3 separate regions of the Homo sapiens genome follow, and regions 1 and 2 are each linked to region 3. The links are chromatin loops, found by intact Hi-C in ENCODE. Cell type or tissue: GM12878. All regions are shown on one strand.

Region 1 (8,000 bases), 300 kb before region 3:
GAGACAGGGTTTCGCCATGTTGGTCTGATCTCGAACTCCTGCCTGCCTCGGTCTCCCAAAGTGCTGGGATTACAGGCGTGAGCCACCACACCCGGCCAGCTGAGTTACTTGTAATAGTCGGGAAGGGGAACTTACATGAAAAAAGAAGGAGGTTTCAGAGGTCACAACTATGAGCAGTAAAGCTAAGAAAAAATGAAAGCTGAACGGGACCCTCTTACTCTCAGATTTCTGCATGGCTCCCGCCCTTGTCTTTCATTCCAGCCTCTGTTCAGATGTCACATTCTGCATACAATGGCACCTCCTAACAGAAGAAATGATGGCATGGGCATGCAATCTGCAAAATCCATACCACAGGATATTCTAGGGGACAAATGACCTGGCCATTTCAACAAAAACCTGCAAGAAACAAAAACGAAGAAAGGAAATGGGTAAGAACCTAAAGACTGAAAGAGATTTGTTAGAACCTGAATTTAAGTAAGGTTCATAGCATGCAAAAATATTCGTGACAATGGGGAGGTGTGAACACTGATGGGACATGATTGCATATTAAGGAGTCCTGGTTATTTTTTAAGTGTGATAATGGCATTGAGGTTATGTTTTGTAAAAGTCCCTATCTTTTAGAGTTAAAATAAATGACACCTCTCCACCTTCACACTCTATCTTACTTACCTTGTGCAGGGGAGGAAAGATTTCTTTTCACAAGAGAAAAGCATAGAAATTTATTTAATATAGTTTTATATGACATGGGTCCCTTTAGAAGTGAAAGACCGCAAAAAACAACAACGGGGAAACCTGTGTATTTTTACGCTAAGTTTCATGAAGAGGTGGATAGTCCTGGAGCAGTGCGATTGGACAAAGGGGGTGTGATCTACTGATAATAACCTGGGGGCCTGTTTGTTCAGATTCTTTGCTGAGTTCCTGCTTCATATACTCTCCTTTCCTCTGCTTATGACGTAGGCACTGCCCACATGAGTAGTATTCCACTGTATTCCACATGAGGCTCTTATGACCGACTTCAGCAGAAGGTCAGAGGATTCTATGATGTTTGATGGTGTGCTTCAGGGGAGAAGGGTTGGGGTCAAAGAGACCTTCCCGCTTCTGCTGGTTTTCTCAGATGCCAAGATGCTCTATTTTGGGGTAACATGTCCTAAACCCTATCACCTGCCTAATGTTACTTATTAGCTCTCATTTCCCCTGACACTTTCCCTTTTTGTTTTCTTGAGTAGAAGCTTCATAAAGGCAAGACCTTCATCTTACTCACAGCAGTTGATTCTATCACCTTGTATGGCCCCTGACACATAGAAGGTGCTCAATAAATTTTGTTGAATGGATGCATGAAGTGTTTGAGAAAGTTCCCCTGTGAGTAAAATGTCAAAGAGTTGAAAAACAGAAAGAAACAATGAAGCCTGGGGACATGGTTTCTGAAATCAGGTTTTTATTTTATTATTATTATTTTTTACAGTGCAAAGAGCTGGCTGTGAAAGGCAGCTTTGTTAGAACTATTTATGAAATTCTCACTTGTGCCTGACTGCGGGGAGATAAAAATCAACCTCCACAAAGGCCTCCCAGCTTGAGTTGTGGCTGCTGCACTATGGGTTTGTTTATGTTTAGCAGGTGGGGTCCACAGGGAGCCTGTGACCAGGGCAGGGGCTGCAGCAGTTGAAGATATGCCTGTCATTATTTAATTAAATCATCTCGGGCATGTCCCCTAACTTCTCCGAGCCTCAGTTTCATCTATGGTAAAAGGAGGTTGATTATCCATCTACTCACAGGGGTTCTGAGAGAAGCAAAGAACGGGCTGGTCCCAAGGAACTGCATTTGATAAGCCCCCTCCTCCCCCCACCCTACCCCTTCCCCAGGTGATTCTCAAGCTGGTGTCCCTGGGATCACCCCTGGAGAAACCACACCGATGGAAGTCACTTGAAACACAGGAGAAAAGATTCTAAAGTTGTGTCTAAACCAAAAATTGCTAACAGTCAAACTGCCTTTCAAAATTCTCTGGGAAGGGACCTCCCTGGAGAGGACAGCCATCTCTCCATGAGGTCAACACAGACATTGTTTCCTCCAGTGCTGAAACAGACCACCGTGCTTTCCCTGGGCCCCAGATGAACGGGGTGACGTGAGGCTCACCCCCGTTATGGGAAGACACTCTCACTGAGCGGGGCTCGGAGAAACTGGGACCCAGTGGTTGGCACAGCCAGGTTCTGAACGCAGACCATCTGGCCCCAGAGGCAAGGTCCTAACCCCTGTGCAGTGAGGGTGTCCATGGGGACCTCCACGGACCGGCAGTGCTTGGGTTAAAGCAGCCTTAGGGCCGTCGGTCTGGACGCGGCGCACACGCAGAAGTGAAGAGGGGAGGAGGGGAGGTGTTCAGTGCAGCGGAGTTAACCACAGAAACCACGGCGAGGGGAGGCGTGGGCCCTCGCCCGGCTTCGGTGGTCACTGGTCTCACGGGCGGTACTAGGCAGGTGAGCTGTGATTAAAAATTGGCTCAGCCACCGGTCCTTTACCCAAGCTGCTCACAAGTCAGAGAGGCTGGCTGCTTTGAGTTTCCTCTGTTTCTTTCCTTTTTCTTCTTGGTTATAGGCACTGCACAGTGTTAGCATAGCTCAGAAGGAGACCCCGGGATAACAAAAAGGCCTGCACGATCCCCAGCCTGACCATCAACAGGGACCTGCCATGGGTCAGAAGGGACCTGCCCACACATGTCCGCATGTCCTCTGCGGCTGGGGAGGAGGAGGCAGGATTCCTGGCTTCCCTCCAGGCTCTGCAACCACTTCCCCTCCTCCCTCTCTCCTGCTATTAAATTTAGGTCTCTTTCCGGAATGTTCTAAGCCTTTTTAAAGGGAGCAACACACTGTTCCTGCGTTGGCTGTTACCTCTGAGAAACCGGGAATAAATTGCCAAGTAACTGCCGATGGCTTTGAGCCTGGACTCTGGGCTCGGGATCCTCCTAGGCCCACCCCTGGGATGAGTCATCGTCAGTCGGAAGGACCTCTCCCTCCTAAGACCCCTGAGCTGCTCCAGGCGCGGCTGTAAAAGCTGGCCTCGGCATGGCCCCTGTCTCTCCCCACGCCTGACCGCCCTGCTCCTCACCCCACTGTCCTCTCCCTGATGTCAGCTCATTCATTCCACCGGTCTCTGTCACAGATCCCAACAGGCTCTGCCTGTGGCAGCTGCCCCTCACTCCTGGGCAGGCTGATCCCACCCTAACGGTTTCCAACAACTGCTGGCTTTGCCTGAGGGTCCTCTCTGGCTGCCCCAGCCAGCCCAGCCCCTGGTACAAGCCAGGCCAGAAGTTCCAGGGTGTTACCCCTCCAGTCCCCAGCTGCCCTCAGCCATGCCTGGTGGACACACACCCCAGGTCCAGTGCCCCTCCATGGGGATAGCTAAGGTGTGTTTTACTCCCCATGCTGCGGACCCCAGTTCCCCACAGACACACCCTGTAGGGCTTTTTCTCCCTTCCTTGTCTCACTTCCCCTCTCTTACTGGGTCACCTAACCACTTGCACAGACATCTGCGCCAGTGGGAACTCAACCTTGAGAGCGCCTTTCAGAGGCTTAACACATATTCATGGTGAGCCAGGTAACTAACCACTTGGGCCTGTCTTACGAAAAGAGGTGTGACCGCAAACGGACGGATCTGACCCCAGACATTGCAGAGGTCAGCCTCACAGACACAAGGGCTGCTGAAGCACTACTACCAAATTTGCAATTCGCTTTTAAAAGATTTGAGTTCCTACCATGGGCCAAGCAGTGTGCCAGGCTCTGGTGATACAGGGTTGGGCAAATTAGACAAGAACTTTCTTTACTGGGGTATACCTGCTGGTGGAACTATCCAATGACTAAGACAAAAAAAGTCAATTGTTTAAGTGTTATGCAGAGTGTAATGTGTTACTTTAGGTGCTCAGGGAAAGTCATGTTTAGGCTGAGCTATGAATTATACAAAGGAGCCAAATGGATAAAGGTAAGACAGATGGGCCGGGCGCGGTGGCTCATGCCTGTAATCCCAGCACTTTGGGAGGCTGAGGTGGGTGAATTGCTTGAGCCCAGAAATTCAAGAGCAGCCTGGACAATGTGGTGAGACACCGTCTCTATAAAAAATGCAAAAATGAGCCAGGAATGATGATATGCACCTGTAGTCACAGATACCCAGGAGGCTGAGGTGGGAGGATCATAAGCCCAGGAAGTTGAGGCTATGGTAAGCCATGACTGTGCCACTGCACTCCAGCCTGGGCAACAGAACAAGATACTGTCTCAACAGCAACAGCAACAACAACAACAACAACAACAAGACAGGAGATCACAGATAGAGGGAGCAAAAGCATGAAAATGGGAAGCTTTCTCAGAGTGCTATGAATGGAGCGGCTTCCTGGAAGCTGGGCAGTGACTAAGGGCAGTGCCTGGTACAGAGTGTAGGCTCAACCTGGTCTTGGGATTAGGGCAGAATTCTCTGCGGAAGTAAGGAGACATAAATCTGAAGAATCAGAAGGAGTAATTGAGGACTAGGAAGAGAAAGAGACTTCCAGGCAGAGAGAACAGCATATGCAAAGGTCCTGAGGCTAGAGACTGCCCAGTACATTTTGACTGGCTAAACAGGAATTAAGGGGTAGAGGGCTCAAGATGAGGCTAGAGGGGTAGTGTGATTGATAATCTTATTGTTCAGCAAACGTTCACTCTTCTCCCTGCCCATTTAGGGAAGAGGATACTTCCTCTGCCCCACCAACTTGAGGCTTGTCCTTGTGACTTGCTTGAGTCAATGAACAGAAGCAACTACAACATAAGCAGAGGCTTGAAGTGTGCAATTCAACTTGGTCTCTGGCATCCCCACTATTCGCCATGAAAAGAGTATACTCTGGTTAGCAAGTGAAGCAGATTGAGGTCGATCCTCAGCCTGGAGCTAGCTGAACCGTACAGTCAGTGGAGAGAATCGATAGTTATTTTAAGCCACCAAATGTTGAGGATGATTGTTACATAGCATTATTTTGGTAATAGCTGACTAATACAAGTGGGTAGGGAACCAATCCTGAAGGGAGGCCACTAAGAAGTTATGCAGGGAGCGCTTGCTACCTGCGCAGATTGGTCAGCTGGGTTGGGAGGTTACTTCTATGCAGTTGTCCTGCAAAGATGATGTAATGCAGATAAATGAATGATTTATGGGAAGCTAAAAAGTTGCCTTTGGGCGAGATCAAGGAGCCAGGCTGCTGAGAATAAGCCTTCATATGACACAAATCCTAAGCTTGGCTTTCCTTATCAGTCCCAGGTAAAAGGACCGTCTGTGTGCATGGTCTAGGATGTTTAGTGTGAAGTCAGGTCACGCTGTCATTTCCAAGGTGAACTCCTTATGGGCAAAGATTTAACTGTGGACAGAAGTACAGATAAATATGCTGACAGAAATGAAGAGAAGATGAGTCAAAATGGAGGCATACAAACTCAGGGAATAAAATGTTATACCTTTCAAAGTGACAGTGGAAGGCTGACCACCATTTCGGCTCCTCCCAAAGGGGCTGCTGTCCCTTGAAATACAAACTCCCAGCAGTATCGGTGGTTCTGGAATGGGAGCATCTGTTCTCCAAGGGAATTACAGGACAGAGCAGGAATCTTCAGTGTGGGGAGGAGACAGGGGAAAAGAGGTGGGGTAGCTCAGACATGATCAGATGGGTCACTGTCTGGGACAAGCCATTTACAAAGACTATGTGAACAAAGTCAACCTTGATCTGGGTTGGCAGCTGGGTGGTGGTGGGGGAGAGAGTGTTATGTACTCAAAAGCCAGGGCTTCTATGAGGACATTTCCGGAAAAGTTACAGCCTTCCCTTGTCGGCTCTTGGAATAACTAGATTTCCTTCCTCATCTTAGAAAAATGCTTCTAGAGTCAACTGATAGCAATTGAAACAGTAGAAGTATCCAGTTTTTATTAAAATCCTGCTTTCATTACAGCTGCAAGGGATGGATCTAGAACTGATTTATGGAGCTTAGGGATTCTGTGAAGTCATACTTGGCCTTCACAGCAGGAGAGAGAGAAAGACAGAGAGAGGGGGAAGCAGTCAGAGGATGTAACCTCTCTACTCACTTGGGATGAAAAAGCTCCTTCTCTCTCCAACATACACAGGCACAGACGTCCTCCCAGGGGAGGTATTGTGGCCTGACTCTCACTTTGGGAAGATTCTTCTCCTGCTGCCATTTAGGACCAGAGCATGCTTTATCTCCAAAGGCTGGGCCCCTGTTTTATGCCTCCAGGGCAACACTCCTGGACTCACCTTGTTAACCTGAGTATCACACCATTCTCTGTCTTGATGGTAGAACTAGAGAGTCCTGAGGCACAGATGCTCAATTGCTCAGGTAAATCAAAAGGTCTCATATACTCAGCTTGGCAGAGGCTCAGAGCATGAACCAATTACTCCTCCCTTTATTCATGCAACACATATTTATCCATTATCTACTATGTGTCACTCATTGGAGCTACAGAGGTGAAGGCACAGCCTGACCAGTGAGAACAATGCTTCTCAACACTTTTGATGCCACAGCACATACTGAAAAGGCTCATTTTATAGGACATAACTCTGAGATGCATGGTAGCATTTCAGAGTTTCTGTCTCTTTTCTCTACTTTACCTTCTTCTGTTACCCTTGCTTTGTATGGACCACATCCCCAAAGGAGGGGGTGGCAGCTATTAATATGCCAAAATCCATATGGGTGGTGAACATGTTAACACTGAAAAATTCAAAATAATCGGAATGTCCATCTTAACGGAAGCAGATCCTGAGACAAAGATTCAAGTGCAGTTGTTACTGGGTTGGGGTTGTAGACAGCCCCAGGAGGGAAAGGAAAAGTGATATGGAGAAGGACAGGCAGCCAATCAAGGCAGGTAATTAAGCCAAGCACTACTGTGGGCAACTGGAGCTTGTACCCATGGAGAGAGCTCTGGGATATAGTGTACAGCACACACCTGAGTTGTCCCACCCAATGGGCAAGGGAGCTGGGGTATTTACACACCAGTCCCCCCTTAGTCATTGGTCAAGAGCTATTCCTGGCAGATGTTAATTCTATGGCAGTTTCCCCTGCTGAAATGATAGGCAGCATGGCATTCTGCAGATCTGAAACGAGACTTTCCACTCAGAAATGCAGAGCTGGCAGTGGAGTTTGGCTGGAGCACATAGAAATGTTAGAGATATGGGCAGGGCATGGACAGATCCTGCTAGATGCATCAGTGGGGGGTTAGTAAAATATTTGATAACACATCCTTCAAGCCCAGGATAATGTGGAACTATATTCATTGACACAGAAAAGTGCTCAGCTACACATTATTGAGTGAATGAAAGCAGCATAGAGAATATCCAATAGAGTTGGACCATTTGGATTGCCTATTTTTCTCTGTGCGTAAATGTGTCCGACACACTGGAAGGCAAGGCCAGGACCAGGGTGAAACAAGCAAGGCTCTTGCTTTGGGATAAAGTCTAAGGAAATGTCAAAAAGCTCAGTAATCAAGATAAATATTTCAACACAATATTTAAAAAATATCAACATTAATGCAAAAATTCCATGATGAACAAGGTCAGGATCTGACCTCGTATTTGCACAGCTCAGCCTCACTCACTTCATCCTAATCCCAGCCCTGTTGGATTCTGTCTCCTTAAAATTTTGACCATCTGAGGCAGAGAAAGAGAGAGAGGAGTTGGAGAGAAACTCTGGTTTCTTTCCTCTTCCGGCCCTCCAACCTCTTGCTAGTGCCTCCCTTGGTCAATTCCAACCACAGCTAACATTAGAGCCTTAAAATATCCACCTACAAGGTACAGCCTCCCCTCTCCTCCTTCTCCCTATTCTGTCTCCTCTCTCACCCCACAAGCCCAGCACAGAGCAGAGCAGCTAAAGGGCAAGGACTGGCACGGTTCCCTCAGGAACCTACAATAATTTGCAGGCAAAAAGAATCGCTTCCTGAGCAGGCCAACAAAAGCCTTAACAACTGAGACGTTGTCTTCTAGGCGCAGATCAGCAGTGGCCAGT
Region 2 (8,000 bases), 81 kb before region 3:
AGACCTCCTTTATTTCTAGAGAAAATCTTCCCCTATTTTTCTTTCCCTCTGAGATACTTCTCTTATCTTTTGACAGTAAACCTTGATGGCTAATTCATTAGCAACTGAAAAACTGCTTCGTCTTTCCTCCAGGGCAGCATGAGCTTAAATCCTCAAACTGTGAGGAGAGAGAAATTCTTTGCCCTCCATCCTTCAGGGGAGCACAGCAAAGGAAAAAAAAGAAAAACAACAAAATTATTTTTCTGTACTAAATTAAAATGTAATTAAACAAAATTAAGTAAGTTAAAATTCCATATTAACACCCTGTTCAAGGCTTGGTTCAAATGTCACCTTCCTAATGAGGTCTTCCCTGACCATCTTATTTTAATTGCAACTCCACACTCCCACCCATCTTGTACCCCCTACTCAGCTTTATTCCTTATAAAGGGTTGCAGCCTGCAGGCTGGGAAGTATAGCCTTGAGCAGAAACCAAAAGCAGGGTACTGAATTTGGACTTTATGCCAAAAGGGTTGGTTAAGTAGATATGTTTAACAGACTATAGGAGGGGCTATGAATGCGCATGACGGTGTAGTAAGCAAACATGCATGTTATATACATCCCATGTTCACTTTGAGATAGAGACTTGACATTTAAATGCATGAAAATTCAGCCCTATATGTCAAAAGGTGTAAACAGAGGACACAGAGGCATCCTGTATACAGTCCCTGTAACCCAGCCAGAACCAGTCCATGATCGGTAGTCTCTTATCAGGAAGAGAAGCTAGTCAGTGGTTTAAATTGGAGGTAGAGCAAGTCTTTTGAAAGTGCTGGTTTCTGGTTAACTCTTTTTTTTTTTTTAAATTGCATCTCACTTTAATGTGGAATCTAAAAACAAAAAAGGTCAAATGCACAGATATAGAGAATAAAACAGTGGAAAGGGGGAGATGTAAATCAAAAATACAAAGTAGCAGATATGCAGAGTAAACAAGTCGAGAGGTCTAATGAACAATTTGAGGACTGTAGTTAATAAAATTGTATTGAATTCGTGATTTTTGTTAAATAGATTTTAGCTGTTCTTGTTACAAAAAGTGTAACTATGTGAAAGGATAAACATGTTAATTTGCTTCACTGTAGTAACCATTTTACTATCTACATGTATGTTGTAAACCTCAAGTATAAATGATAAAATTTATTTTTAAAATGGCTGAGGGAGCTTATCACCACTAAACCTGCCTTATAAGAAATGCTAAAAGGAGTTTTTTTGAGTGGAAATAAAAAGATGCTGAAGTAACAACATGAAAACATATGAAAGTATAAATCTTATTAGTAAAAGTAAATACATAGTCAAATTCAGAATACTGTAATACTGTCACGGTAGTCTATAAATCACTTTTGTTTAATTCTACTTTAAGTTCTGGGATACGTGTGCAGAAAGTACAGGTTTGTTACAGAGATATACATGTGCCATCATCTAGGCTTTAAGCCCCACATGCATTAGGTATATGTCCTAATGCTCTCCCTCCCCTTCCACCCCACCACTCTCTGGTTAACTCTTAAGAAAGCAAGCCTAATGATGGTTAGCAAGGGAAGGGGTAAAATAAGGCATGTCCAACCTCCTATCATGCTGGGAACTCAGTTTTCAAGGTTTCTCAGAGGTCCCTTTGGCCAAGAGGGGGTCCGTTCAGTCAGTTGAGGGGCTTAGAATTTACTTGTATTTCTCAGATGTCAACTCTTTGAAGGCAAGGATTTTGTTTCTTTTGTTCAATATCTTAACCCTACCACCTAGAACAATGCCTGACATATAAATGTGCGATAAAGGTTTGCTGTGCAAATGAATGGAAATTGTCTAGACACTGACATCCTTCCACACTTGACTCACTGGCCTGCACACTAGGCTTCACACTGTCTGTGACCTAACCTATGAGCTGCCCTTCTTCGGTTTTCTTCTTTCCTCTCTTGTTTCACTTAGCATCTAACTGTGAAAGCTGCCTGAGATCAGGGAGCAGGAAATGGAAGCTGAAAGTTGCAGAACTCTTGATACACATATCAAAATGTTTGGGGCCCAGACTCTCAGAGCTAAATCCCAGCCCTCTCAAATGCTTTCAGACAGGGAAGATCCAGGTTTCTTGAGACCCACAGCCTATAAATTGGTGAGGAGAGGAAGGTCCTTTGAGGAAAAACAAAAGGAAATTAGGTATGACAGCCTGCATAGAATGAGAAGAGAAATCACATCATGTCTCTTACTGCAGACTTAGAGTTGCCATTCCCTTTCTTCTGAGATCTCCTTAGGCAGTTTCTCAGGGATGCTTACAGAGATAGGTTGCTGGCTGCACCACGGCCTCCTCTCCTGGTTCAGCTGACAGAAGCAAGGACATCATCTGGAAGTCTGTTAGAAATACAGGGTCTCAGGCCCTGCTGATATGGTTTGGACCTGTGTCCCCTCCAAATCTCAAGTTGACATGTAATCCCCAGTGTTGGAGGTTGGGGCCTGGTAAGAGGTTGATACGGTTTGCCTGTGTCCCCACCCAAATCTCATCTTGAACTGTAGCTCCCATAATTCCCACTGTTGTGGGAGATAATTGAACCATGGGGACAGTTTCCCCTATACTGTTCTCGTGGTGGTGGGAATAAGTCTCACCAGATCTGATGGTTTTATAAGGGGAAACCCCTTTCACTTGGTGTTCATTCTCTCTTGCCTGCTGCCGTGTAAGATGCACCTTTCACCTTCTGCCATGATTGTGAGGCCTCCCCAGCTATGTGTAACTATGAGTCCATTGAGCCTCTTTTTCTTTATAAAATACCCAGTCTCAGGTATGTCTTTATCAGCAGTGTGAGGATGGACAAATACAGAGGTGTTTGGAACATGGAGGCAGATCCCTCATTTATGGATTAGCATCATCTCCTTGGTGATGATGATGAGTGAGCTTTTGCTCTGTGTCCACACAGATCCGCTTGTTTAAAAGCATGTAGCACCACCCTACCCGCGCTCTCTTGCTCCTATTCTCACCATGTGACGAGCCTGCTCCAGCTTTGCCTTCCACCGTGAGTAAAAGCTCCCTGAGGCCTCACCAGAAGCAGATGCCTGCACCATGCTTCCTACACAGCCTGCAGAGCCACGAGTCAATTAAACCTCTTTTCTTTACAAATTACCCAGTCTCGGTATTTCCTTATAGCAATCCAAGAACAGTCCAGTACAGCCACCCTAGGCCCATTGAATCCAAGTCTGCCTTTTCTTTTCCTTTTATCCTTTTTTTTTTTTTTTTTTTTTTTTTTTTTTTGAGACAGGGTCTTGCTCTGTCACCCAACCTGGAGTGCAGGAGCGTGATCTTGGCTCACTGCAACCTCCACCTCCCAGGTTCAAGCGATTCTCCTGCCTCGGCCTCCTGAGTAGCTGGGATTACAGGCGCATGCCACCACGCCCAGCTAATTTTTGTATTTTTAGTAGAGACAAGGTCTCACCATGTTGGCTGGGCTGCAAGTCTGCCTTTTCATAAGGCGCTGGGGGATTGATTCCTATACACATTAAAGGTGGGTAGACATAGACTTTGTAGAGTCCTGTCAACTCCAAATGCCTCACCTTGGCTCCTGCCAGGAGCCCTGATGCTGACGTTTCCTCCTGTGATCCGTACACACTGTAGTCCAATCTGCCACTGGCTAATGCTACAGGGTGTCTGCCTGAGGGACCAAGACACTAGAGTCCTCACTGTGGCATTGCTACTGTCCACTTGTCCTTTATTAAGTGACCGTGGTGCATCCTAGCACAGTCAAAAGAGGGAGCTGTTGTACTGAAACAGAGGACTAGTGGGTCTTTATAGGACTTGGGACACTCCTTGAGGTGGTGGAGGATAGAGTAGAGGCCATCTGTCCCCTCATAGTTCCTCAGGCCTTAGTATTCTAGCCTTGGCCAGCACTTATCCACTGCTGAGGGCATTCTGGAACAGCTAGAACCCCTCCCTCTGCTAACAAGGCGAGCTGCAATACCAGAGAACGCATGCCCCAGGGTCTTTTCCCCATCCCATCCTACCCTACAGCCCTCAGCCAATGGCTGATGACAGCTGCAGCACAGGTGCGTGTTACACACTGGCTCCCAGGACACTTCAGCAGGATCATGCCCCTGTTGCCCACAGTGGTTACTTACTGGAGGGCACATCTCAGACTGGCATCCTTCCCTTCCCTGCCTCACTTCCCCCAATCCCTCATGAGTATTTCCTGGGGTTCCTTTCCAAATAAACTACTTGGACTACAATCTTCATCCCCGGGTCTGCTAGAAGGGAAACCCCCACCTAGGATTTGGGGTGGGGGTGGGGTGGGGTTAAGTAAAAATCCCAGGTTGATTTTTAATTTTTTTTCCTCTATGAATCGTGACAGCATCTGCAAAACTAGACCACTTCCTGGGAAACCATTCAGCTCAGCACAGGCTAGAAACTGTGGAAAGAACTGGAATGCAGACCTCCTGCTCACTGAGCAGGCAGGGCTTAAAACTGCTGTTGTGTTAACTCAGGGTTTCTCAACCTGGGCATCAGGACCACAGGATTCTTTGCTCCCAGGGTTGGGGGTGCTGCTCTGTGCGCTGTGTGATGTTTAGTAGCATCTCTGGCTTTTGCTCACTAGATGCAACTAACACACACACACACACACACACACATCCCATTGTGATAATCAAATATGTTTCCAGACATTGCCAAATGTCCCCTGTGGGGCAACAAATCGCCCCCGGTTCAGAACCACTGGGTTAACTGAACTCTTTCTTCTGAGCAATGGCAAACAAAACCCAGGCTGACTGTTTCCCACCTGCGGTGAAACTTGCAGTCCTTTGCTTTACCTCTGATGCGCCTGCCCTCTGCCCTGCCTGGCTTCAAGTCCTCATTATAAAACCCATTTGTCACCGCTTCCTTTTTGAGGATTAATTTCTAGATTGTCTGCTGATGGCTAGCTGGGATTGCATTTCTGGTAAAAAAGAAAAAAAAAGCCCAACACATCAGCTCCCTGCTGGTCTCAGAATTCCAGAGTGCCCTCAAGTGGCCAGAAACTGCCATCTGTTTGGCTGCCCTCCAAATTCCAGGCTGCTCTGGAAAGAACTATGGGGGGCAGGGACCTTCCCCTTGCTTGGTGCTTCTAGAAAATCTGTTTTCTCACAACGTGACAAAAATTCAGCAGTGTCTCCTTCAGGCTGTTTCTTGGAGCATGTTTTTGAGCGCATCCCTGAGAGGTTGATCCTACGGGCTGTGTGTGCATGTGTTATGAACGTGTGTGGTTTTCAAAGTCTGGTCAGTAATGAGGAATGCAAATGGAGTCAGTGCTGAGAGAAGGGGCTGCAGGCCACACCACCGTGCTGGGCACACATAAATGAGCCTTGCGTGCTGGCAGAGGGCAGTCAGACCCTGTCAGCTGTTACAACCAGGTGAGCTGCAGGGAGACCTCTGGGAAAGAGACCGCAGTCTTTATCCAAGTGGCCTCCGTTACCTGCAACCAGGTCACACAGACTCTGTGTTCTCTCTTGATTCACCAGTTTTAACATGTGGCAGCCACCAGAGAGAAACCAGGTCTAATTCTCCAGTTTTCCAGGCCTACTTCAGTTCCCAAGACTACCTTTTCTAGAGGGACGCTCCAAGAGATGGGGAGATAATGGAAGTGCCTAATCGCAAAGCCCTACAATATAATTTGTAGGAAGTAGGCAAAGTGCATGCAAAATGAACATTAAAAGCTAAGGAGCTATTCAGGCTGGAAAGAGGAGAGGTTTTCGGCATCGGGTGGTCTTCCAGCCTACCTGTCACTCACCCTCTTCAGGACTAGGCGGGGACCACTGTGCTCTCTGCAGACATATTTCAAAATACACTACAGCACACAGCACAGAGCACTCAGCACAGAGAACTCAAAACAGGTTTTTCACTTGCATGAAGCTCCCTCGGTGCCAACTCTATGTGGGCATTCAGTATTTCCCACTATCAAGCTTCACTGTAATTGCATAGGGTCAGATTCCTGGACAGACCGGAGGCTCTGGGGAAACACCAAGGCCTGTGTCTCTTCACAGGAGACTTCGGACACAGCACAGGGTCTGGCCTCCAGGGGCACACTGTCTTTATTTGTTGAAGGAACACTTAAATCAGAGATCGGTGGATTTTGAAAGACAAAAAAGAAAAGAGATGGAATTCATGTAAGGAAATGGCAGACCCTAAGACAGAAATGTGCTGAGTCTGTTTGGGGAATAGTGAGAAGGCCCATTTTGAACTAGAGAAGATGGCTTACGTAATGAAACAGTGAAGAATCATGCTGGAAGGTTGCTGAGGGGCAAGAGAACAACTGATCTTCATTTCCTAAGTCAATAAAATATTCACTAGCAGTTGGTCATGTCTCACCTTCTTTTTCTTGATGAATATCTTATAATGCCCCTTTACCACCCTGAAATGAAATTCATCTTTTCAATATAACCCACCTACTCGCATAATTTTAAAAAATAAGTATAATGGCCCAAGTCTAGTCTAAAAAAGAAAGAAATGTCATTTACAATATCATATGCATAGGCCTGGATTTATTAGGAGATATAATGAAGTAGTCAGATGTTTGCAACTCATAATGGAAAAATTTGAATATAAAAAATGTAAGGCAATATTCAGCTGAATATTCACACACGAGGAATCACTGTGGTGGCGAGAGCTGCAACTGTAGACTGTTAACAGGCGTATTGCTTCGGTGACTCTAATACCTTAAGGAGATTTGCTATTGGCAATGTTATTTTTGAAGCGGAGAAAAACTTTTGGCAAAGGTTCAAACATAACTAAGTGCAACTATCCATTGATTTACAGTCACTGTGTTTCTAGAATCTATAATACATATTAAGATCCCATGCAAAAAAAAAAAAACATTGTGCTAGTATGTAGCTGGAGAATTCAGACAGGGAACAGGACACAGAGCTTGACTCTGTGATGTCCAGGGCCATAGCTGGAATACTCAAAGGCTGAAGTCTAGAATAATCTGATGGCTTCGCTGGGGCTGCAAGACCTACTTTCAAGGTGGCTTATCTACACAACTGGCAAGTTGGTGCTGGCTGTTGGTAGGATGCCTCTCTCCCTGTGAAATTTCCCCACAGGGCTGCTTGAGTGTCCTCACACCATGGCAGCTGGCTTCCTCCAGAGTGAGCAATCCCAGAGAGAGGGACAAACCGAAGCTCTTCCTTTTACAACCTAGCCTCAAAAGTCACATAGCATCACTTCTACCACATTCTTTTCCTTAGAAGAGAGTCTTTAAGTCTGGTCTGCATTCAAGGAGAGGGGAATTAGGCTCCATGCCTTGAAGGAAGAGGTATCAACAAACTTGCAGACATATACTAAAACCACCATAGCTCAGATAACTTGCAATAGGGTTTTCAGGAACATTCAGTCTACTCAAAATTACATGGGATGGGCCGAGTGCAGTGGCTCACACCTGTAATCACAGCACTTTGGGAGGCAGAGGCAGGCGGATCACCTGAGGTCAGGAGTTCGAGACCAGCCTGGCCAAAATGGCAAAACCCTGACTCTACTGAAAATACAAAATTAGCCGGGCGTAGTGGTACGCATCTGTAATCCCAGCTACTCTGGAGGCTGAGGCATGAGAATCACTTGAACCCGGGAGGCAGAGGTTGCGGTGAGCTGAGATCACATCACTGACCTCCAGCCTGGGTGACAGAGCGAGACTGTGTCTCAAAAAAAAAAAACAAAACAAAGCAAACAAACAAAAATTACATGGGATGTAGAATAAAAATCCATAATGTGGGACAATCCCACATATTACAGACTGTCTTATGCTCTGTAACCCCATCCCTACTCCACCAAATGCCAGTAGCACATCTTTATCATTGTGAAATGCAAAACACCCCCTACACCTGCATAATTCTCTCTCCTTGAGAACCACTGTAATGGATCATAAGAACAACTAAAAATTTGGGTCAAGAAAGCAACAAAATCAGACCCAGGCATTATGATTAGTCTAGCAGCAGCATACGGGAAAGTCTTCCAATTACTTTTAAGATCTATGCCTCACACT
Region 3 (8,000 bases):
TACAGATACAATAAACATCATGTCCTCAAAAGCATAGATACTAGTGAAATGTAGTAACACAGGAAGTGAAAAGTTTTGAGTCTTTACTATATTTGTGTTTAATATGATTTGTCCGTTTATGTAACTTAATTTTTAATGATGGCTGTGTTTAAAAACCGGCTCACAAAATTTCTGAAACTGTAACAATCTTGTGAGCTGGCACAGGCTAGCTGTGCTGGACCTGGTAATGCCCACCCCTGTTGGAAATCTCTGAACAAGAGATGATGGAGCTTTTCCTCAGACTTCATGGCCACAGCATCCTCTTTATGGGACATCTAAAGGGCCATCCCTTATTTTTAGATATTTTGCAGAAACATTTTAGGAAATTCTGATTTGGTTATTTCATAGTTGTGGAAACTGAGATGCTAAGTAAGTGTCTTGCCCAAGAATCAGATCCAAATACAAACTAAGCTCTTCTGAGCCTTGGTACTATAACAAAAGGTTTCTCGTTCATTCTGTGCTCAACACTGTCCCAGATTCATAGCTACCATTTGCTCCCACATGCTATTGAAGGTACTCTGCTCATCAATTACAAGCATCATTGCATTTAATGTTTCCAATACCCTATATGTGTGGTATCCCCATTCTACCGATAAGAAAACTTCAGTGCGGAGAGGTTCAGGAATTCCACAGAATGAAGCAAAGACGCGGGTTGCTAAGAGATACCCTGCTCCCATTAAAATATCCCGGCGTCCCACTGCTCCATACTGTGGCTGGATGTGGTAGAACAAGAATAAGGCTTATCATCTTCCTTTCTCAGCAAGAAAAGGCCATATGTGTTCCCTTCCATGCTGTGATCCTTAAGCCAAAACATCTCCACGGGCCAGCTTTAAGCAGCCGTGTGTGCTATCCCGGGCCAGTCACCCCACCCACATCTACTGATGTATGAGATGCTGAGTTTAGGGAGCAGAAGCAGGGAAAATCCCCTCGTCCCACTTCCTAGGAATCCACTTGGCAGTGTTAGTAATAAGAGCTTTCTACTCTTTTCTTAAGGTTTTTACCTTTCACATCCATGATGCCATTTGACCCTTAAAAGACTCCATGAATTATTCCTGTTTCTCACCTTGTCCAAGGTCACACAGCTCCAAGGTCAGCAAGCTCTGAATCATCTGCCCCTGTGTCTTTCCCAATGCAGCAAGCTGCTTTATGCTAACAATAGTGCATAGATTAAGTATAGTTCCCTCTGAATCCAAATGTAAATGACGTTTGAGAGACCTTCAAGATTTCAGGAAATGTGACACACGTATATCTTCAAATGCAAGTTTGAACAGGAGGAATAACGTTCACTAATAGCTCACATTTGTAGGAACTGAGACTTAAGGCCAACCCAGTAATTATGCAAGTAACCCATATATAGTGCTTCCTAGGTGTTAGGCATTGCGGTGAGGGTTTTATGTGCATTAACTCATTCAGTCCTCACAATCACAACCCTAGGACATGGCTATGATGGTTGTTATGATTTCATTTTACATATCGGGAAATATGGAGAGGAAAAGCACAGTCCTGACTCAAGGCATCTCTAACTCTGATGGTTTGAGGGGTGTGTGTATAGAAGGTAAAGGAGAGAAGAAGTGATTCCAAATGACGGTGTCTCGTGTTCTGTGTCCTAGTTTTCCTCGGCATCAGCACCGCAGCACCTCCAAGCTGCACATGTGCACTGGCAGCCTGGTTTCTGCTGCAGCCCCCTCTATTCATCATTCATTCAACTTAAGGCATTGAAAAATTCTATTAAAGTGCAAATCTTACCCTGGAGGGAAAATTCACAAGAACCGTAACCTGTAAAGTAAGTATTGTTATCCCATTTTACAGATGAGAAAAGTGAGCTCGGGGATGTTACGAGACTTACCTAAGCGATAAACTAGTAAATACTGAGAAGGGAGAGTCCAGATACAGCATTACAACTCTGAGAGTTCTGGCAAGCTAGAAAATACTAGAAAAGCACTGAATATTGAGTTTATGTCTGAATGTGAGGCAGGAGAGCGGGGAGCGAGTTATTGTAAGAGGACGTTGGAAGAATCTTGAGCAGAGAGGGGTGGGAAGAGACTTGGTGCTGGCTGCCCTTACCCTCCTGCTTCTAGTCCATATGCTGTGTCACCAGTGTCCTGGCAGAACCAACAGGCATTCCACTCACTTCTAGCAGGCTCTGAAGCTCCCCAGAGGACCCCCTTGCCTCACTGGAGTCCCCAGGGCCCATCTGGGGTCGGTCTCTGTCAGGAAGCCAGAGCAAATTTCTTACCCTTCCTCCCAGTTTTCCTGGTCTAGGCCTGTTTCTCTTTCCTGTGTCATTTGTCACCTTCCCCAGGAAGGTTATCTGAGGATGCAGAGAGGTAGAAAGTTGTCAGCTGTGATGCCTGCAGGCCAGGTGGGGAGGAAACGCTCTCTCCAAACCCCTTCCCAGCAAGCCTGGGTCCTGGCTCCCCCTGTCAGAGGCGCGTGAACCAGAACAACTCCATCTTGAATAGGAGCTGGGTAAAATGAGGCCGAAACCTGCTGTGCTGCATTCCCAGACGGTTAAGGCATTCTAAGTCTCAGGATGAGATGGGAGGTCAGCATAAAATACAGGTCACAAAGACCTTGCTGATAAAACACTTTGCAGTAAAGAAACCGGCCCAAGCCCACCAAAACCAAGATGGTGATGAGGGTGACCTCTGGTCGTCCTCACTGTTACACTCCCACAAGCACCATGACAGTTTACAAATGCCATGGCGACATCAGGAAGTTTACCCTATGGGGTCTAAAAAGGGGAGGCACGAAGAATCCACCCCTTGTTTAGCATATCATCAAGAAATAACCATAAAAATGGGCAACCAACAGCCCTCAGGGCTGTTCTATCTATGGAGAAGTCATTCTTTTGTTCCTTTACTTTCCTAATAAACTTGCTTTCACTTTACTGACTCGCCCTGAATTCTTTCTTGGGCAAGATCCAAGAACCCTCTCTTGGGGTCTGGATTGTGAACCCTTTCCTACAGCACCCCCATCTCAGGGTACCATCCCTCCAGTCTCCTCCCTGGGGTGGCCCCTGGGCCAAGAGGCCAGGAAGAGAGCTCTCCTTTGATCACTCCCTTGTCAAAGCAAAAGGATTAAGATCCTACCACTTCCAGCTCAGCAATTCTCGGAAGATCACTCCATGCCCTCCTTTCCACCTGTATGACACGGGGATAATGACAATGTCTTCCTGGGCTGGGTACGAGGATGCAATTAGTTAATCCATGGAAAGTACTCTCAGCCCAGTGCCTGGCACCTATGCCCAATCAATTGTTCAGCATTGTTAGTGCTGTTATTATCTATAGTTGAGAAGTAATAATACCAGTTGCAGTTATCTCAGGCTACACTCCATATTTTTACCACTTCGCTTTTCTTCTCAGACACACACATAAACACACCCCACTTAATGGCAGAGGGTTGCAGCTTTACAAGCAGAACCAGCAAAGGGAACTCAGTTTAACTCTGGCCTGTGCCCAACTCAAAGGGTGGCCTTCAGCAAATAAACACTCCTCTTTGGGCTTCCATCAGGACGTGTAATTTATCTGGAAATAGCTCAAGTGAAGTGTCAGGGGTCACAACTTAAAGAGCTCAGGCCAAATCCAATTGTCAGAGAAGTTCTTGGGCCAACACTGTGCTCTGAAAATGGAGCAACAGGTTAGGGGCTGTGGTTCACGCCTGTAATCCCAACACTTTGGGAGGCAGAAGTGGGTGGATTGCTTGAGCCCACGAGTTCAGGATCAGCTTGGGCAACATGATGAACCCTCATCTCTATAAAAACAACAAAAAAGAAAAATACAAAAATTAGCCAGGCATGGTGGCATGTGCCTGTACTCTCAGCTACTCTGGAGGCTGAGGTGGGAGGATCACCTGAGCCTGGGAGGCGGAGGTTGCAGTGAGCCATGATCGTGCCACTGCACTCCAGCCTCGGCAACAGAGTAAGACCCTGTCTCAAGAAAAAAAAAATGGGGTGACATCACATCACAGTCCAGATATCTGGCTCCTCCCAGCATTTGGGGTGATCCGGTGGAGCCAGGAAGAGCTTTGCGAGGCATCTTTAGCCTTTCAGCCAATTCTCCTCTTTCCTCCTGCTCATGCAATCATTCCCTACCTGGCCCCTAGAGGCCTTTGACTTTGTGACCCTCTGAACCCACTAAATTCTCAGGTGGTTTCCGCTTTCAAATTCAGCAGTTGAAACCTCAGTTCTGACTTGCAGGGCTGGGAAGGATTTGTCTCCCTGCTGCAGGGGGTTAAGTGGCTGCTTTTGAAAGGACAAAGCTAGAGATGACTCGATAAGATAAGGAGCTCTGTTTTCAGGAGGAAAGAACAGGATTTTGTTGTGATCCAGAGGATAACAGTCTGAGCCTCTCATTCATCAGCCCATCCCTCCTCCCTCCCCTTAGCAGGCGCTCAGGGCCACCATGGGATGTGTCTGCAGCTGCTGCCATCTGCTGGGGCATAAAGTTGCTGCAGCCTGCCTGGGGATGGCATTTCTAGGGTTTGCACAGGTGTTTCCTGCCAAGCCCCGAATGATAGCTCTTGTCCCAGTAGAGGCAGTGGGCTCACCGCTACAGTTGCTGGTATTTATCAAGCACCTGCTATGAGCCAAATACTATTTTAGAAATTCCATGAGTTTTCCTACTAATCCATTTGCTAGAATAGAAGCCCACATGGGCAGGGAGTTTTGTCTCTTTTCTTCACAGCAGCAGCCCTTGTGCCTGGAACAGTGCCTGGCACAAGGAAGGAACTTGGTACAGGTGGGTTGCATGAGAACAAGTGTAAAGACAGATTGTGTCGTTATGTCCATTTTATGGATGAGGAAATTGTCACTCAGAGACACAAAGGCTCAAGGTACTATGGGTAAACCTGTGGGAGAAGCTGAAACATTCCTGGTGTGGGCAGAGCTTGTCTATCACTGCAGGTGATTTTGAAGATGGTCAAGACAGGCAACAGGTAGGAATGAACACCTCAGGTAGCCAGGGTCCTTTGAAGTTCAGAAAACCCAGGGTGCAAACCATCAGGAAACTAAGCCAAATCCACGAAATGTTGCAATGGGGCCCGGGGACCTGGCCAGGGCAAGAGGCCCTTCACATGTGTTTTGTGTGTGTTTTTTGAATTAGGAAACTTAATTTTTTTTTGAACAGTTTTAAATTTACAGAACAACTGAGTGGAAAGTACAGGGAGTTCCCATATATGCTCTCACGCCTACCCACACATATGCACACACAGCCATTTTCCCTATTACTAACATCTTGCATCAGCATGAAACATTTGCTACAATTGATGAGCCAATATTGATAACATGATTTTTAACTAAAGTTCATAGATTGCATTAGGGTTCATTAGGGTTCACTTGGTGATGAACATTCTGAGTTTTGAAAAATGCGTGATGTCATATATCCACCATTACAGAATCACACAAAATAGCTCCATTCCTTAAAAATCCCCTGTGCTCCACTTATTTTATTTTATTTTTTTCAGACAGGAGTTTTGCTCTTGTCACCCAGGCTGGAGTGCAATGGCATGATCTCGGCTCACTGCAAGCTCCGCCTCCCAGGTTCAAGCGATTCTCCTGCCTCAGCATCCCAAGTAGCTGGAATTACAGGTGCCTGCCACCACACCCGGCTAGTTTTTTGTATTTTTAGTAGAGATGGGTTTCTCCACGTTGGCCAGCTGGTCTCGAACTCCTGACCTCAGGTGATCTGCCCACCTCAGCCTCCTAAAGTGCTGGGATTACAGGTGTGAGCCACCGCGCCGAGCCCGTGCTCCACCTATTTATCCTTCCCTCTCCTCCAGCCCCTGGCCGCCGCTGATCTTTTTACTATTTCTATAGTTTTGCCTTTTCTAGAATGTTATATACTTAGAATCATACAGTATACAGCCTTTTCAGATTGGCTTCTTTAACGTAATAATATGCATTTAAGGTTTCTCCATATCTTTCCATGGCTTACTAGCTCATTTCTTTTTATCACTGAATAATATCCCATTGAATGGATGTGCCACAGTTTGTTTATCCATTCACCCATTAAAGGACATCTTGGTTGCTGCTGCTTTTTTTGGAGATGGAGTCTCACTCTTACTGAGACTGGAGTGAAGTGGCGTGATCTCAGCTCACTGCAACTTCCACCTCCCGGGTTCAAGTGATTTTCCTGCCTCAGCCCCCTGGGTAGCTGGGATTACAGATGCCTGCCACCACACCTGGCTAATTTTTGAATTTTTAGTAGAGACAAGGTTTCACCACCTTGGCCAGGCTAGTCTCAAACTCCTGATCTCAAATGATCTGCCAATCTCAACCTCCCAGTGTGTTGGGATTACAGGCGTGAGCCACTGCACCCGGCCACATTTGGTTGCTTCTAAGTTTGGCAATTATGAATAAAGTTTCAATAAACATCTGTGTGCATGTTTTTGTGTAGACATAAGTTTTCAACTCACTGCGTAAATACTTAAGAACCCAATTGCTGGATTGCATGGTAAGTTTTGTAAGAAACTGCCAGATGGTTTTCCAAAGTGGCTGTACTCTGTTGTGCTTCTGAACATAGCTCTTAGATCAGGCCTGCTGGCCAGGGTTTTCCCATTCTCGAAGTAGAGGTTAGGCCTGGGAGTCCTCTGGTCCCATCGGCAGTCTGCCCTTTTGCTGAGCCAAATCCACTTCCTCTGGTGAAAGGTGCAAGAAAAGCGCTTTTCTTTTCATCCTACAAAGAGGGACCTACTTTAGATGAGGTATAATGCTGTGGCAATCCCGGATGTTTGAAATTCCCAAGTCATCCCCTCAGGCTGGTGAAGGGGCCCACGGCTCTCAAGAGTCAACCTGTGCCTTTGGTTCAGAATACTTGACCTGAGTGTGCGCGTGTGGGTTGAAGAAAACAGCTACTGTTTTGATGTGCGGTACTTTTGGTTCCTGCCTAAAACCGTGATGAAACCAGTGCCTCTGGAATCAAAATATCCAGCTCTTGTTCCCTTTCCACTCTTTCTACAAGGTCAACAAGTTAGGTAACAGTTTAATTTGCATCATTCCAAAATTTAGAGTAATTAGAATATTAAAATTTAGGGTAATTAGGGAGATAATGGAACTATAAGCATGCCAGGAGTTTATTTTACTTTTCTTCTCTCTTTTTTTTTTTTTTTTAAAGGCTATGAAAAATCAGATATGACCCCTTTAACGTTACTTTAAAAACACAATTTTAAAGGTAGGCTAATATGAAACTGAAACTATAGGAAAGAAAGGGCTTTCTTAGTTATGCTTTTGACATTATTTTCCAGAATCCAAAATGCCATGTTTGCTTGCTTCTACACAATGGCATCTCCTCTCCCTGCCTCCCCCAAAAAACAAAAACCAACCAATCTAAAAAACTTTATATTCCACCAATAACTTGGAGCAAGTCATTTAATCATCAGCTTATTTTTAAAGGCTAATGTTCTTTGGTGATTGCCTAGGAAAACTCAGAGACTCTCACTTGAACTACTTCAATCTGTGAAGAGGAAAAAAATACTTTTGTTTTGCTGGTCGGAGGAGGGTTTATTTATGTGTCTCATTTTACAAGCCTAAGCACTGCAAATGTAAACTCTCTGAAGGAAGATTTTTGTTCTAATGACTTAACTGAAACCAGAAGCATCTCTCTTTGATTTACTGGAACAAGTCCAGTGTGGTCTTGATCTAGCATTATAGAACACGTGTCTCTACCTATGCAGCTGAGAAAACTTACCTTTTCTGTTCCAGCCAAGTAATTTCTCAAAGAATGAGGATGGGTGAAGTCTAGCAAAAAACAAACAAACAAACAAACAAAAGTTAAAAAATTCTCCAGATGATTCTTATAGAAACTGAAGTTTGGGAACCCCTGCTTAAGGCAATACTTACTTTTTCCCTTTTTAATTTTTTTTTTCCTTTTCAGCTTTCCCTACAAAACAACACATTATGTTTTTCCTGAATGTTTGAGCACTGAAAATATATAAATAACACATTCTGGATAAGTATTTTCTTC

The links. Peaks named below come from ENCODE experiments on the same cell type or tissue, not always from the same donor. Only the 100,000 strongest peaks of a DNase experiment are listed, where the experiment ranks them.
Region 1: a loop joins it to region 3, with 2.8 times the contacts of the local background. A loop is called at or near these places in 3 of 110 quality-filtered maps.
Region 2: it touches region 3 in a loop (4-fold over the local background); 21 of 110 quality-filtered maps call a loop at or near these places.

What each region holds. Positions count from the first base shown.
Region 1 is chr3:72,172,229-72,180,228 of GRCh38, reverse strand. It overlaps LINC00870 (long intergenic non-protein coding RNA 870), which reads right to left. Exons shown (of 3, transcript NR_038221.1): 3 at 5,890-8,000. Among named protein-coding and RNA genes, the nearest start is that of LINC00870, 25 kb to the right of the region's middle. RefSeq lists a silencer at 2,371-2,510 and enhancers at 2,611-2,660, 2,671-2,730, 2,499-3,099, 3,051-3,180, 3,771-3,880. In GM12878, no CTCF peak of the experiment used is centred here; DNase peaks (open chromatin) are centred at 2,462 and 3,568; H3K4me3 peaks cover 1,285 bases; H3K27ac peaks cover 2,007 bases.
Region 2 is chr3:71,952,659-71,960,658 of GRCh38, reverse strand. No RefSeq gene overlaps it. Among named protein-coding and RNA genes, the nearest start is that of LINC00877, 140 kb to the left of the region's middle. RefSeq lists a silencer at 4,694-4,843. In GM12878, a CTCF peak has its summit at 4,991 (motif pointing left); DNase peaks (open chromatin) are centred at 2,048 and 4,898.
Region 3 is chr3:71,872,044-71,880,043 of GRCh38, reverse strand. No RefSeq gene overlaps it. Among named protein-coding and RNA genes, the nearest start is that of PROK2, 91 kb to the right of the region's middle. RefSeq lists enhancers at 1,811-2,742, 3,673-4,604, 6,550-7,086. In GM12878, a CTCF peak has its summit at 4,465 (motif pointing left); a DNase peak (open chromatin) is centred at 4,453; H3K27ac peaks cover 439 bases.